4 separate regions of the Homo sapiens genome follow, and regions 2, 3 and 4 are each linked to region 1. A link is a contact called in ENCODE Hi-C or POLR2A ChIA-PET data. All regions are on one chromosome and are shown on one strand. The core of a region is the stretch at or near the end of the contact, and the rest is flanking DNA. Distances in the headings are between cores, read along the strand shown. Region 1 holds the start of GABBR1 (gamma-aminobutyric acid type B receptor subunit 1). Region 2 holds the start of ZSCAN26 (zinc finger and SCAN domain containing 26). Region 3 holds the start of ZSCAN31 (zinc finger and SCAN domain containing 31). Region 4 holds the start of ZNF165 (zinc finger protein 165).

Region 1 (3,471 bases), core at 712-3,211:
TACTACCTCCAACCGCACAGAGCAAAATTGCTCTTATGTAGTAGTCATTCAATAAATGTATTTGTGAATTTTGGTATACTGGATTTAAAGTGCTGACTTGCAAGCAGTAATGCTAAGTTTGCGGCAGGAAAAGGAATAGTCTTGAAGAGGGGAGGGGCTTCCGAGGCTACTCACCACAGCGGCTGGGTGTGTCCATATCTGTCCAGGAGCCGTTGGCCAGGCACTTGCGGACCTTGGGCCCCACCACCTCGCGCTCCCCCCGGCACACATACTCAATCTCATAGTCCACTGGCAGGAAGTTGATAGCCTTCACCTGGTCCCGAGTCAGGCCCCGGTACCTGATGCCCCCTTCCCAGGGCGGGTGTATGATCTGGCAACCTAAGGGGTGAGTCGGGGAGGCATACAGAGAGGAATGGTGGGAAAGAGGAAAAGGCAGGCTCCCCAGTGGGAGGAAGGGGAGAGTAGGGCGTGGTCTGTGGGCAGGCTGGGGACAGAGGAAGAGGGATGGGGCACTAGAGGGTGGGAGTGGGGACAGGTACAGATCCCCTGGCTAAAGGACAGAGAGTAAAGGGCCAGGGTTAAAGCTGATGAGAGAACCCACAAGTGGGGAGGGAAGGGTGCTGGGTGGAGGTAAGAAAGAAAAGTAATTAAGAAATCATGAAGGGTATGATATGTGGGTGGAGCTTTTCTTTAAAAAAAAAGGCTAAATGAGGATATTCGAGTTGAATTAGGATAGGAGGATAAAGGGAGGCTAATAAGATCATCTGGACAGCAAAGTGGGACCAAGAAAAGGGAGTAATTGAGGTAGTAATGTGGGGCTGGGAAAGGGGATTGAGGCGGAGAAAATGCACAGGAAGGTGGTATAGTGTAGCAATGTGGGCAGAGAAAAGAGGTGCTGGATAGTAACGTGGGGTGACAGAAGGAGGTCAGCAGTAGTAAAGTCGGGCCGAGCAGAAGGGGTTGCCAGACCGGGATGATATGTGGGACTGATGGGATAGTGATGAGGACCAGAAATGAGGAGATGCAGGGAAAGGGAAGTGGAGCGAAGGAGGGCCGGAGGTCGTCGAAGAAGGATGCACCTTCTGAGGTGGCGTTGGGGGTCTGCGCCCCGCCCGCGCCCGGGGGGCGGAGGAAGAGTGGCGCCAGTAGCAGCAGCAGCAACATCTAAGTGAGAGGCGGCCATGAGGACTGGACCGAGCCCCGCCGGCGCGGCCCGCACCCGGAGACTACTCGACCTCTTGCCGGTTGCCTCGCAGGCTCCGACCGGGCTCAGCCTGGGGACCAAGAGAGCGCCCCGCGGAGGAGGCGGGGGCGGAGCCCCGCGCGGGGTGGGGGGAGAGGAGGAGAGAAAGCCTGTCCCCACCCTCCTCCTGCCTCCCTCGGCCCCCAACCCTCCCGGGACTCCACCTCTCACCACCTCCTCTCCCCCGGCCCCCGCGGCTCGCAGAAGCCTGGCTTACCCACGCTCCCGGCATCGGCCGCCTCAGCGCTCCCCGATTCCATCCCCGCGGTTCCTCCTCTCCCCCAGCCCCGCTTCCCCCAGCTGGGCCCTGCGCCCACTGCCCCCTCCCCCACCACGCCGCGCGCCCCCTCTCCGAGCCCTGCTAACCCGGGGCCCTGGCTCTTACCTCGGCGCGCGGGCCCGGCTCCCCGGCTCTCCCCGGGCCTCAAGGCCCCAGGCCCGGCCGCTCCTCCCCGCTCCCCCCTCCCTTCTCCTCCACCTTTCTCCTCCTCCCGTCCCTCCTCCCCTCGAATCCAGGCTCCAGCCTGGCCAGGGTCTCTCCCCTCCTCTCTCGCTTCCCCCAAACCCCACCCCTGTCTCTTCTTCCCCGGGGCGGCGGCAGCCACGGGAGCGGGGAGCGGGGAGCCGGGAGGGAAGGAGGCGGCGCCGGGGACCAGGGAGAGCTCCCGGGCGGAGGGAAGAAGGAGGGTGCAAGGGAAGGCAGGGCGGGGGGAAGAGAGGGGAAGACCGGGGAGAGGGCGCCTCCCACAACCCGAGCCCCGGGAGCCGCCCCGGATCCCAGCCCCGCCCTGGACCGCCCACAGCGCGGTGGGGCGGGCGGTGGAGAGGCGCGGGGCTGAGAGGTGGGGGAGAGGGAGGTGCCCTGGTGCACACGCACTCGTCGGGGGGCGCCGGTCACTGCCGAGGGACCTGCGGGCCAAACAACTGGAAGCTGGGGTGGGGGAGAGGGAACCCGAGCCAAAGGCAGAGGAGCTGGCGCTGAGACAGGGAGTCTGGGATGAAGGTGGAGAAAGACGGCTGCACAAAGAGAAGGCAGCCCTAGATCCGGGTGAGAGGAGAGAGGCAGAGGCAGATGCCCAGGAGAACTGCGACCGGAGGGCGAGAAAGAAGCCTGGGTCAGAAGGAGGTGGGGGAGGGGGACTGAGGACCACCTAAGCGCAAGAAGGGTTGGGTGTAGAAGAGATTTCTGGGAGACTAGAGCAGCTCCATGGTCCAGCAGCATTGCTACTCGCCTGCTCTGCAGGGAACGCGCAGAACGGATTGGAGGCAAAAAACAAAACAGGGAGGGGGACATCAAGGAGAGAAATTGAAGTACGAAGGGAGTAAAAGGACAAGAGAAAAGAACCTCAGGGTGGTTTAGAAGCCAGTATTACCTGATGTACTCCAGCAGAGCCTAGCAAACAGTATTTCTTGACCAAGGGCAAACTGGAAGCTCTAAAGACAGCAGGTACAGACCTTTTTGACGGCTCCAGAAGCTCTTGGCTATACCTTGAAGTGGAGGGGTGTGTGTGTGTGTGTGTGTGTGTGTGTGTGTGTGTGTGTGTGTGTGTGTTGTGCTGTTGTTGTTCGTAGGCCTGAGTTTGGGCTGGGAGAGGAAACAGTGGGCTCCTTGTTGGGGGGGACAAAAAAAAAGCTGCTTTCTGGCTGGTCCTAGGGGGAAAAATGGTAGGAAGAAACCAAACACTGAGAGACTGACTAGAATTGAGATTCTCAACCTCCAACCCTTTTTTACAATAAATATTTTGTAATGACACTTTTACTGTCCTAAATTGAGATTCATAGATGAGGCTCACGCCTGAAATCCCAGAACTTTGGGAGGCCGAGGCGGACTGATCACTTGAGCTCAGGAGTTTGAGACCAGCCTGGCCTGGCCAGCATGGCGAAACCCCATCTCTACTAAAAATAGAAAAATTAGCGTGGTGTGATGGTGTGCGCCTGTAATCCCAGCTGAGACACCAGAATCGCTTGAACCCGGGAGGCAGAGGTTGCAGTGAGCCAAGATCGCACCACTGCACTCCAGCCTGGGTGACAGAGCAAGACTCCATCTCAAACAAAAAGAAAGGGAAGGAGGGAGAGAAAGTCATAGATGATATAACCTACCTACATACACAACTTTAAACAGAAAGCAAAATGCTTCCCTTTCTGTAACGTAAAGGGGAAATGAAAGAAAAGTAACTTGCAATAAAATAACATAAACAGTATTTTAATGTGTGAGTGCCAAGGCCCGA
Region 2 (3,250 bases), core at 583-3,082, 1.4 Mb before region 1:
AATTTAAAAAAACTCTTCTTTGTCTAGCTACTTTAAAGGTTTTGATTTTCATGGGATATCCAGTGCAATGGCAATAATCTCAGCCTTGACAATAAAAGTGACAGATTTAAGAAACTAGTCATAGTAGGGAATTTTAGAGGGGGAGTAAATAGGATATAGTATTTACTTTCTATTTAAATTAAATTTTCTTTATGTTTATCCCTTATATAATTTTTGAAAAGGTCCTTTTCTAGATATTAAAAAATAAGATATATGAGTTTTCCTCTCAAGAAAGAATATTGACTTCTAATTAGTAACACATATTGACTAGATTTGTTGGCCTTATGAAAAGTTTTAAAGTAAACATATTTAATTTTTACTTTAAAAATATGCTTTCAAAGATACATTCAGACACTTAAGAAGAAAAGATAACTGCTTGTGATAATGAAACTGGTTGTTTTTTTTCTGTTATGATAATTTCAATGCTTGAAACACTGAATAAATTACACGTCAGTACAATGTTTTGTATATTTAATGATATTTCAAAGCTTCTGTCAACTGATCAGTTAAACACAAAAGTTTGTTCAGATTTTTTAAAGGTTTTTTTTTCTTTCTTCCAACTTTTGTTTTAGGTTCAGTGGGTACATGTGCAGGTATGTTACATGAATAAAGTGCATACTGCTGGGGTTTGGTGTACAAATGATTTTGTCACCAAAGTGGTAGCATAGTACCTTATAGGTAACTTTTCAATCTTCACCTTCCTCTCACCCTCCACCCTCAAGAAGTCCTTGTGTCTGTTGTTCCCATTTGTGTTCATGTTTACTGAATGTTTAGCACCCACTTATAAGTAAGAACATGCAGTATTTGGTTTTCTGTTCCTGTGTTAATTGGCTTAGGATAAATGGCCTCCAGCTGCATCCATGTTGCTGCAAAGGACATGATCTCATTCTTTTAGCTGCATGATATTCCATGGTGTTATGTACCACATTTTCTTTTTCCAGTCCACCACTGATGGGCATCTAGGTTGATTCCATGTTTCTGCTATTGTGAAAAGTGCTGTGATGAACATACACATGCATGGTCTTTATGGTAGAACAGTATATTCCTCTGGGTATATACCCAATAATGGAATTGCTGGGTCAAATGAGAGCTCTGTTTTAAGTTCCTTAAGAAATTTCCAAATTGCTTTCCACAGTGGCAGAACTAATTTACATTCCCACTAGCAATGTATAAGCATTCAAAGAGTTTATCTTATTCAAAAACTATAAAAACCCAGTTTGTGATACTGTGGGCAAGAGAGACTATTTCTGTTCTCTGTTGTAGAATTTATTTTGATAAAGTGATATCTGTTGCTTTTATTCCCCCTGAAACTTACATTGATTGCAAAGTGTTGTTGATTTATTTTCTCTCACAGTAATAGCCCTAATTTCTTCTTACCTTAAACCTTTCAATCCAAACGTATGTCCATTGTTTAGTTTAATTTTCGAAATACTTTGACAATTATTTTTGCCATTGTGTTTGATGAATTTCTAAATTGCGAAAAATGGCGAAGTATGTGTGTTTTATTTATGTGAGCAAAGTGAAAATGTTGGCTGTTTGTGATAACACTCAACGGAGCTGGCCTGTTTTTACATGAATAAAATAAACATCCACTTTAAAATGAGAAAACAAAAACAAAAACAGAAACAAAAAAAAAACCCCAACAATCTTAGCTCACAACGAAATGACCCTCCCAGCCGTCCTCAGCAGGCAGCACCCATGTTAGTCTCCTTCTGCGATGCCTAAGCGGCAGCACCATCGAGCCAAGGTCCTCCAGCGTTCCTAGAGCGGAGAAGAAAGCGCTCCGAAGAGCTAGAGCTGACACTCGGCGATGAGCTAAGACGCTGTTTCAGAGCGTTTGGGTCCTCTGAGGCCCCTTGACCAGGTGAGCGGACCCTGGAGCTGGGCCCCGGGCTGGGGCGGAACTGCGGCCTAGGGGCCTAGGGAGCAGCTGCTTCCCGGCGGGTGCAGAGAATCTTCCCTCGACCGAGGGGGCGGGGTCCGTAGCGGAGGTGTCGGCCCTGGGGCCTATGAGAGTGATGAAGCTGTGGATCTGGTAAACAGAGTACAACCTTCTGCTGCATATTTTTCATCCATTCAGCGCAATTTTAAGTAGATATTAAAGGTAGGCGCCACCGAGAAGGTAATATTTGAGCAGAAATCTGAAGGAGGTGGGTGGAAAGACCTAAGTGGCTTTTGCGGTCAGGAACTTTCTAGGTAGAGGGAATAGCAAGTGCAAAGGTCTTAAAGCAGGAGCTTGCTTGGCATATTTGAGGAATAACGGGGAGACCAGAGCGGTTGGAGCAGTGAACAAAGGCGACCTTTGTAGGGAATGATGTCAGAGAGATTGGGGTATGGAGAGGAAGAGTGTAGAGGAAATGAGAACTGTATCGTGTAAGGAATTTTGTCTTTTTTTGGTGTGTGTTTTTGGAGGATTTTGAGCAGAAGAAAACATGATCTGACTTATGTTTTAAAGCTTCTTTACTTGGAGACTCATGATGATAATAGATTGTAAGTGGGCAAGAATGGAATCAAGAAAACTTAAAAGTTAAGAGTAATTTTTTAAAATTCCAAGTAATTCAGGTGGGAGATAAGGATATCTTGAGCCAGTGATCAGATTATGATCTGCTTTGAAAATAGAGACAATAATATTTGCTACTGGGTCAGATGTAGGGTGTGACAGTAAGAAGGCAAATATAAATCCAAGGTTTTGGGCCTGTGGGTGCAAGAGATACTGGAGAAAAGATCTGAGGTTTAGCTTTGGTACCTCGTGTAAGTTCTTCAACTCTCCCCGTCTCAATTTCCTTCTCTGCACGAAGAAATTAGGAATAGTGTCTTCTTTATAGGGTTGTGTGAGGGTTAAATAATTAATATATGTGAAACATGTAGTATAGTTGTCCTGGCTCATTGTTTTATTATGCTGAGACATGAAGTGTGAGTGGGCATTAACAAGAAGAAAATTGGAGGGTTGGAGGGTGGTCCAAGCAGAAGGAATAAGCTGTGGAAGGGCCAAGGAGCAAGAAGGAGTATTGCAAATTTGATGAAATAAAGTACTTTATTAGATCAAAAAACAATGTAAACCATATTAAATGTTTTGAACTTGATCCTAAGGGTAATAATCAGCCATTATATGTAACAGGCATAGCAGGGACATAATAATATTTCATATCCTCCTTAGAATGATCACTGTTTGCGTGTGGAAAATAGATTGGTGTCTCAGACCAGTCTGTTT
Region 3 (3,497 bases), core at 615-3,114, 1.3 Mb before region 1:
TTGCCTGTAATCCACAAAGGAATTCATTTCACATATATTTACTAAGTGTTTACGAGGTGTCAGACAGCAAAGAGTGAAACAATGCAGAATTTGATGTGTCCCCACTGTCCTTCACCGAAATAAAAACATGGCAGAAAGAGCATAAAAGAGAATGTTTTCATTCATGAGAATGTTTTCATTCACGTCAGCATAATTAACAACAGCAACAAAGAGATCATGTAAATCACAAATCATGTGTGTTGTAAAATAAATCCCAAAGGATACCAATTACGATGACAAGAAAACAGAAGAAGACCTTAAATACCATGAGGAAACAGTCAAATCCAGAAATGGGGATGCACTACAGGAAGACTGGAAGAGCCTCCTTTTAAACAAGGCAATGGGATGGGAGGAAGGGAGGCAAAGAGTAAAATTGCCCTAGGTTAAGACTCAACTACATGCAGTGAGTGGTCTATGATTGGATCCTAGTTGGTACAAACAGGTATAAAAGACATCTGTGGGACAACAGGGGGTGGAAGGATTTAAACATGAACTAGGTGTTAGGTGAAGCGCCTACACTTAGTTGGGTGTGCTAATAATCTTGTGGTTATGTAGGGAAATGTCCCCAATTTTTAGAGATGCATTAGAAACTAGAGGTGACAAGTTATGAGGTTGGTGGTTTTTACAATATTTAAAGAAAACATATGCGACAAACATTGCATAATGTTGACTTATTAAATAAAAATTACGTGTATATAGGAAATAAGGCTTTTGACAGGGAGAGACCCTTCTCTACCTCTGGACCTCGGTTTCGCCGCAAAGCTCCGACCTCTCTAGGGGTCTCTCCCACCACCCTGTGAAAGGGCTACCTAGCTTGCCTTAGGTGGATAGCAAGGGAAGGGTCCCTGGAGAGCCTGCCCCCGCCCATGATTTAGTGTCTTATCCCCACATAACATAAAACTAAGCCTGGGGAAAAAATCAGGTTGCAGGCACCGATAAGGGAACTAGCACAGGGTGTTGTGCCTAGAGATATGCCCACGGCTGCATAGATAGAAAAACCTCGGGCCCATTTGGATAAAAACTTGCACAGAACCTCCAGCTCACTCAGATAAGGGAACAAGGCCTGACACATAATGCCTTTGTCCTTTGTATAGTCAGCAGGTTCCCAGGAAAAGTTTCTTCTCCTTTTGTGGGTATGGACACGGTGGGTTCTGGTAGGTTCCGGCAGGCGCTCTACTTTCCTTTATTAGGACTATAAGCCCAGCTTCTGTGAATCATCACCTCAGCCCCTGATTGGTCCGGGGCCAAACTTTCACTTCGGCTTCTGATAGGTCCTGGGCCAAGCTAAGCAGCAGCTATGAATCATCATTTCAGCTCCTGATTGGTCCCGGACCAAGCTGAGTCAAGCGTTCGCCAGGACAGCCCGCAGACTAAGCGCATTCCCTCTCCTTTCCAGTCCATAAAAACCCCAGAACGGGCCCCATAATGGGTACTCCCGGTCGGGACCCCTTCTCTGCTGGCAGAGAGCTTTTTCCTTTCGCTTATTAAACTTTCGCTCTAACCTCACCTTTGTGTCTGCGCTCCTTTATCGTCTTGGAGGCAGGACAAAGAACTCCGGGCGTTATCTCAGACAAAGAAAGGCTGTTTAATCTTCAGGATAAGGGGCGGGACCTCCACCTACTCCACGGGGGCTTCAGGCCAGTGAATGTGTAGGGGCGGGGGTCACGCCTGCGCAGACGTTCCCTCCCCGCCTACTCCAAGGCACAGACCTGAAATCTTCTGGGAACCTGGCGGGTCGCGACAAGGGGCCAAGACTCACCTTCGGGGCACCGGCAAGCTACGGAACAGGTGGCGGGGCTGCAGCACCCCAATGACCGATCAACCGCAAAGGCCGGAAATGCGTCAGCCGTTCTGAGCCCACTGGCTGAAGCCAGGCAACTCTTTCCTTTCTAGGAATTCCAGAGGTGGCTGCTGCTTGGTGACTCCCTTATTGCAAACCCCGGGGCCAAAAATCCCAGTCCCACTGGGTGCGAGGCGGAGAAATCCGGCGAGGCATTTCTATGGGGAGCGGCCCCCAGCATTTAGGAGTTAGATGGTCATCGAGACCCAAAACATTAGAGCCGGAAGGTGTTAGGAAGATATAAACGTAGAGAGCGAGTAACAGGAGGCAATTCCACGGCCAAACAGGTTTATTTACAGGAAAAGCCTGCGAAGAGTTCCAGTTAGGAATCTGGCTGAGATCCTGATCGCTTACAAGCTGAGGCTTTTATAATAAAGTTTCTGTTGGGGAGGGGTTGGGGAAGTGCTGGCTAGTTGGAACTGTTTGGACACTTTCCAACTGGGGACAGATGTGGTTAGGGCCGTTAGGCTCTGTTGCGGTTAGAGCTGTTATGCTCTGTTGAAGCTATGGACGGGGTTGACATTTGCTTTGTTTCTTGAGAACACAGTCATCAAGGTTGTAAAATGGCATCACTATTGTTAGTCCTCACAGAAGGGACTTCATACTTTTTCTGTCTCTAATACTTACCTATTCTTCCCCGAGTCTGTCCACTTCCTCTGGTCTCTTTGACATCACAAAGGAGAGATGGTAATGGTGGGGACGAGAATACAGAGTTGTTTTTGTTGTGGTTTTGTTATTTTGTGTTTTACACTCAAACCTCTGTCTTCTGGAATCCCAAAGTCTAGAAGAAGAGCGTGTAAACAAGTAACTGCGTAAAACAGACGTGCATGTGAAATGAAGTAAAATAAAATAAGTGCTTGTAAATCGATGAGAATAGCCTCTGGAACATGCTAAGTACGTATGTAGGAAATAAATGTATGTATTAGTTTGAATTCGTGGCGTGGAAGAGAGAGGAAAACTAATGGGGCAAAACAAGACTCAGCAGGAATCTGCCAGTGTACACTGGAAAAGGAGCAAAGGAAATAAATTTCTGGGAGAGGGAATCAAATGTACAAAAGCAGAACTGGGGTGAAATCCTTTGGTACATCCAAAGAACTGGGCTGATCAGCATGACTGGAGAGTGGTATATGTGGCAGGGGCACCAGCTCTTACTTTTTTTGGATCCCTAACCAAGGAATTTGAGCAGTCTGATCAAATTTACATCTAGAAATGTTATCTTGGCAGCCATGTGGGGATGGACTGTAAGGAAATGAGACTACAGGCAGGGAGACCAGCTAGGAGACTACTACAAGAATCCAGGGTAGAGAGAGTGAGGGCCTGAATCAAGGCAGTAGCAATAGAAATAGAGAAGACAGATAATACATGTTAAGAGGTTGAATTGATTTTTTACAACTCATTCATTAATTATATAGATTCCCATTGAATGCGATCTTTGTGCCAAGGGCTTGCTGGATATAATAATAATGAAGGACACAAGGTCCTCATCCTCATGGGGTTTATAATGTAACAAGGAATACAGACAGAAAGAGACCCAGCTTATACAATTCAAGAGACCTTATTTGAGAAAAGGAATACAAAATTACAAGTACAAACATAGATATGAAAATGGAGACTTAAG
Region 4 (3,345 bases), core at 640-3,139, 1.6 Mb before region 1:
GGTAGTATAGAGAGGGACTAGAAAAAGAGTAGTATTAAATCTAAGTTGTTGTCAATCTACAGTTCTTATAGACTAGGTAATGGATTAAAAAATGTTCACACTTTAAGGCCATGCATGGACCAATGACAGCCAGTGGTTTTAATTAATACCATTTTGAATATCTGAGTTCCACTGGGGTAAGGGGATGAATCAAACAAGGCCTCAGAAGAAAAGTTGTCTGGGAATGCAGGAAGGTTTTGCAGAGGAGATGAAGTTTCAGTTGCAACCCTGCTGCGTGGGCTTCAATTTCACCACCTGAGATTTAAATAGAGGCAGGAGTCACTCAGGCTAGAATGCAGTGGTGCAATCACAGCTCACTATTGCAGCCACCACCTCCTGGGCTCAGGCGATCCTCCCACCTCAGCCTCCCGAGTAGCTGGGAGTACAAGTGCATTCCACAACCCCCGACTAATTTTTTTTTTTTTTAATTTTTGTAGAGACGAGGTCCCAACTATGTTGCCCAGGCTGGTCTCGAACTCCTGAGTTCAATTAATCCTCCTGCCTTTGCCTCCCAAAGCGGGGAATTAGAAAAGTGAGCCAACACGCCCGGCCCACTAGTGTTAAAAAATAAAAACAAAAGCAATAATCTGACAGATAGAGCCAGGGAGGGCTATGAAGAGACACTTCTCAGGCTTGTATGCCTCATAAGAAAACTATCACATATGACTGCAAAACCCATCTTACACCAAAAATACCTCTGCAAGGACATCCGCCCAGCAACTGTTTGTCTAACCTCAGACTGGTGTCATCCTCGTTACCGATCTTTGTAGTCAAGAATAATGATTTCAAAACAATTAAATAATCCTCCCCATTCTTCCTTTAAAAACCTTTGTCTTCCTTTACCTCCCTGAATAGAAACATAGTTTACTCTGGCACGTCTATTCTTATTGCAATTTCCTATTCCCGAATAAACTTTTTTTTTTTTTTTTGAGATGGATCCTTGCTCTGTCGCCCAGGCTGGAGTGCAGTGGCGTGATCTCAGCTCACTGCAACCTTCACCTCCTGGGTTCAAGCGATTCTTCTGTCTTAGCCTCCCAAGTAGCTGGGACTACAGGCGCCCACCACCACACCCAGCTAATTTTTATATTTTTAGTACAGACGGGGTTTCACCATGTTGGCCAGGCTGGCCTTGAACTCCTTGTTAAATACAGTGAGTTCTAAATTTCTCTTCAAAGAATCAGTATGTCAGTATGTTCAATTCTTTGTTCTCCATTTTAAACTTTAACTTCCTCATTTTCCTCGTCTCCTTGCCTCTAGTTTCAGTAAACAACCTTTTCCACCAGTTCTAATCAGTAGTTCACATCTGTTCCCCTGGTGACCTGCTCCGTCCTGAGTCACCCCTGGTCACCTGCTCTGACCTGAGTCACCTTTAGTCACCTGTTCCGTAACCGTCCTTCCCACTGAAACTGCTCACCCTACCACTCCGGCTCATACCCCTGCTCTCTTTAAAATAGCCAATCGGAATTAACTTAGACTGTGCGGTCCAACCCTAGCCAGTAGGGGAACGACACAGCACTAGGGACTACCTGCGTCAGGGATAAGAACCCCTTCCCCTCCCTTGTTCAGGTGTGCTCTCGCCATTGCTCCATCCGTGAGACGCACCCTTCTATAGAAGTAAATTGCTTTGCTGAGAAAATGTGTGCTCGAGTGTGTATCTTTTTCTTCTTCTTCTTTTTCTGAGACTGAGTCTCACTCTGTCACCCAAGCTGGAGTGCAGTGGCGCGGTCTCGGCTCACTGCAAGCTCCGCCTCCCGGGTTCAAGCGATTCTCCTGCCTCAGCCTCCCGAGCACCTGGAACTACAGGCGCGTGCCACCACGCCCGGCAATTTTTTTTTTTTTTTTTTTTTTTGTATTTTTAGTAGACACAGGGTGTCACCGCGTAAACCAGGATAGTCTCGATCTCCTGACCTCGTGATCCGCCCGTCTCGGCCTCCCAAAGTGCTGGGACTGCAGGCGTGAGCCACCGCGCCCGGCCAACGTCATTTTCTTTTCAGGAGTCCCTTCTGTTATTTAGCAAGACACACTACTACAATGGAGAAAAAAGATGCCCCCTCCTTCAAGCCCTGAGATCTTCAGGACTTTGGCGAAAAGTCTGCGCCCGAAGAGACCCAGGAAGGATTCTTGGAATTGTAGTCCAAAGGCATCCCGCCTTCTGCGCAGACTCACAAGTCCCTGTGGACGGAATTCTTGAAGTGTAGCGCCGCTCAGTCCTTCCACCGGAAGTGTCCGATCGGAATCAGCCCTGTCCGAGAGGTGAGTCCGGGTTTGGGGATCCAGATGTCCAGCCCCGTGTCCCCCTCCAAACATCCAGTCCCTCTCATATTGCCTTTGAAATTAGCAGCCTCTGGGTGACCAGACCTTGGCCCTCAGAGGAATCCCGGAGAAAGGTAGAACCAGCTTCGGCGTTGGGAACGCAGGCGCGCTTACGCATTTAGTGAGGGTTTGGCGGTCTCCATAGTTACCGCCGCCGCGCGTGACGTCATAGTGGAGCGCTGAGGGCTTGGTGGCGTGGGGTGGGGGCTGTCCTACTGATCCTGAATTTGGGGTCACTGGTAAGAGGAGTTGCCCATTCCAGCCAGGTGGAACGGGGAGGGGTGCCACATGTCTCAGATCTGCCATTGTCTGCGAAAAGAAACTGCTGCGAGGACCATCCCCAATCCCCTGCTTCCCTTGGGAAGAGTAACCGCCGTTTTGTAGGACACTTGGGGACAACCCCGCTTGTCCTGAAATTTATTGACACGGTAAATAGTATTTCCTGTGTGCCGAGGATGCAGTTAAACCAACACTGACCCCCTGCCCTTGAGAAACACAAGGTACTATGGGAGCCTTTACCAGCATGCCCCTTGAAGTCTCTGTTCTGCTTTGTGGTCTCTACCGGATTTCCCCTGACTGTCTCCCTCTCCACCAACAAAACTCTCACCCGTCTTCCCCTCCCGCAACATGCCCACCAAGACATGTTCATCCATCAGGAGCCCTGCTCTTTAACCTCCAACTTTCTCATCATAATTAATTACTCGTTCCTCTCTGTTCTCCTAGCGTTTCTTCACACATCTGCTTACCCATTTTTGTAAGTCCTCCTAACACAATATTATAAGGCACTAGATGCTCAATCAATATTTATTAGTTTAAAGCTACCAGCTTTAGGGGGACTCGGTTTTAAATAGATGAGAAGTGATAAAACACCTGGAGATAGTACTGTCAGCTGAGATAACATGTCATAGAACCAGCTGCTCAGCATAATTGAAATTTCATTCGGATTATATGGGCCTACTTTACACCCATCTTACTATGGTAAATGAGATCATG

The links. Hi-C counts contacts between places; a loop is a spot of excess contacts on that map. ChIA-PET counts read pairs that join two places held with the same protein, here RNA polymerase II (POLR2A). Pooled maps may share reads with other maps.
Region 2: a pooled map shows a loop between it and region 1 (5-fold over the local background). The contact joins the promoter of ZSCAN26 here to the promoter of GABBR1 in region 1. A Hi-C loop is called at or near these places in 3 of 50 pooled maps. POLR2A ChIA-PET finds 5 or more read pairs at or near these places in 2 of 52 experiments (activated B cell and activated CD4-positive, alpha-beta T cell).
Region 3: a loop to region 1 is called in a pooled map, with 5 times the contacts of the local background. The contact joins the promoter of ZSCAN31 here to the promoter of GABBR1 in region 1. A Hi-C loop is called at or near these places in 2 of 168 maps with a recorded cell type or tissue (endothelial cell of umbilical vein and vagina) and 8 of 50 pooled maps. POLR2A ChIA-PET finds 5 or more read pairs at or near these places in 1 of 52 experiments (K562).
Region 4: a loop to region 1 is called in a pooled map, with 12 times the contacts of the local background. The contact joins the promoter of ZNF165 here to the promoter of GABBR1 in region 1. A Hi-C loop is called at or near these places in 5 of 50 pooled maps. POLR2A ChIA-PET finds 5 or more read pairs at or near these places in 4 of 52 experiments (A549, A673, B cell and 1 more).

The regions. Positions count from the first base shown.
Region 1 is chr6:29,631,222-29,634,692 of GRCh38, forward strand. It overlaps GABBR1 (gamma-aminobutyric acid type B receptor subunit 1), which reads right to left and starts at 1,962. Exons shown (of 23, transcript NM_001470.4): 1 at 1,629-1,962; 2 at 1,080-1,164; 3 at 175-378. The coding sequence starts at 1,164. RefSeq lists an enhancer at 1-272.
Region 2 is chr6:28,265,311-28,268,560 of GRCh38, forward strand. ZSCAN26 (zinc finger and SCAN domain containing 26) reads left to right here and starts at 1,833. Exons shown (of 4, transcript NM_001023560.4): 1 at 1,833-1,903. RefSeq lists enhancers at 1,671-1,730, 1,875-2,439.
Region 3 is chr6:28,334,284-28,337,780 of GRCh38, forward strand. It overlaps ZSCAN31 (zinc finger and SCAN domain containing 31), which reads right to left and starts at 1,865. Exons shown (of 4, transcript NM_030899.5): 1 at 1,799-1,865. RefSeq lists an enhancer at 1,411-1,530.
Region 4 is chr6:28,078,679-28,082,023 of GRCh38, forward strand. ZNF165 (zinc finger protein 165) reads left to right here and starts at 1,890. Exons shown (of 4, transcript NM_001376491.1): 1 at 1,890-2,292. RefSeq lists enhancers at 1,346-1,415, 2,216-2,335.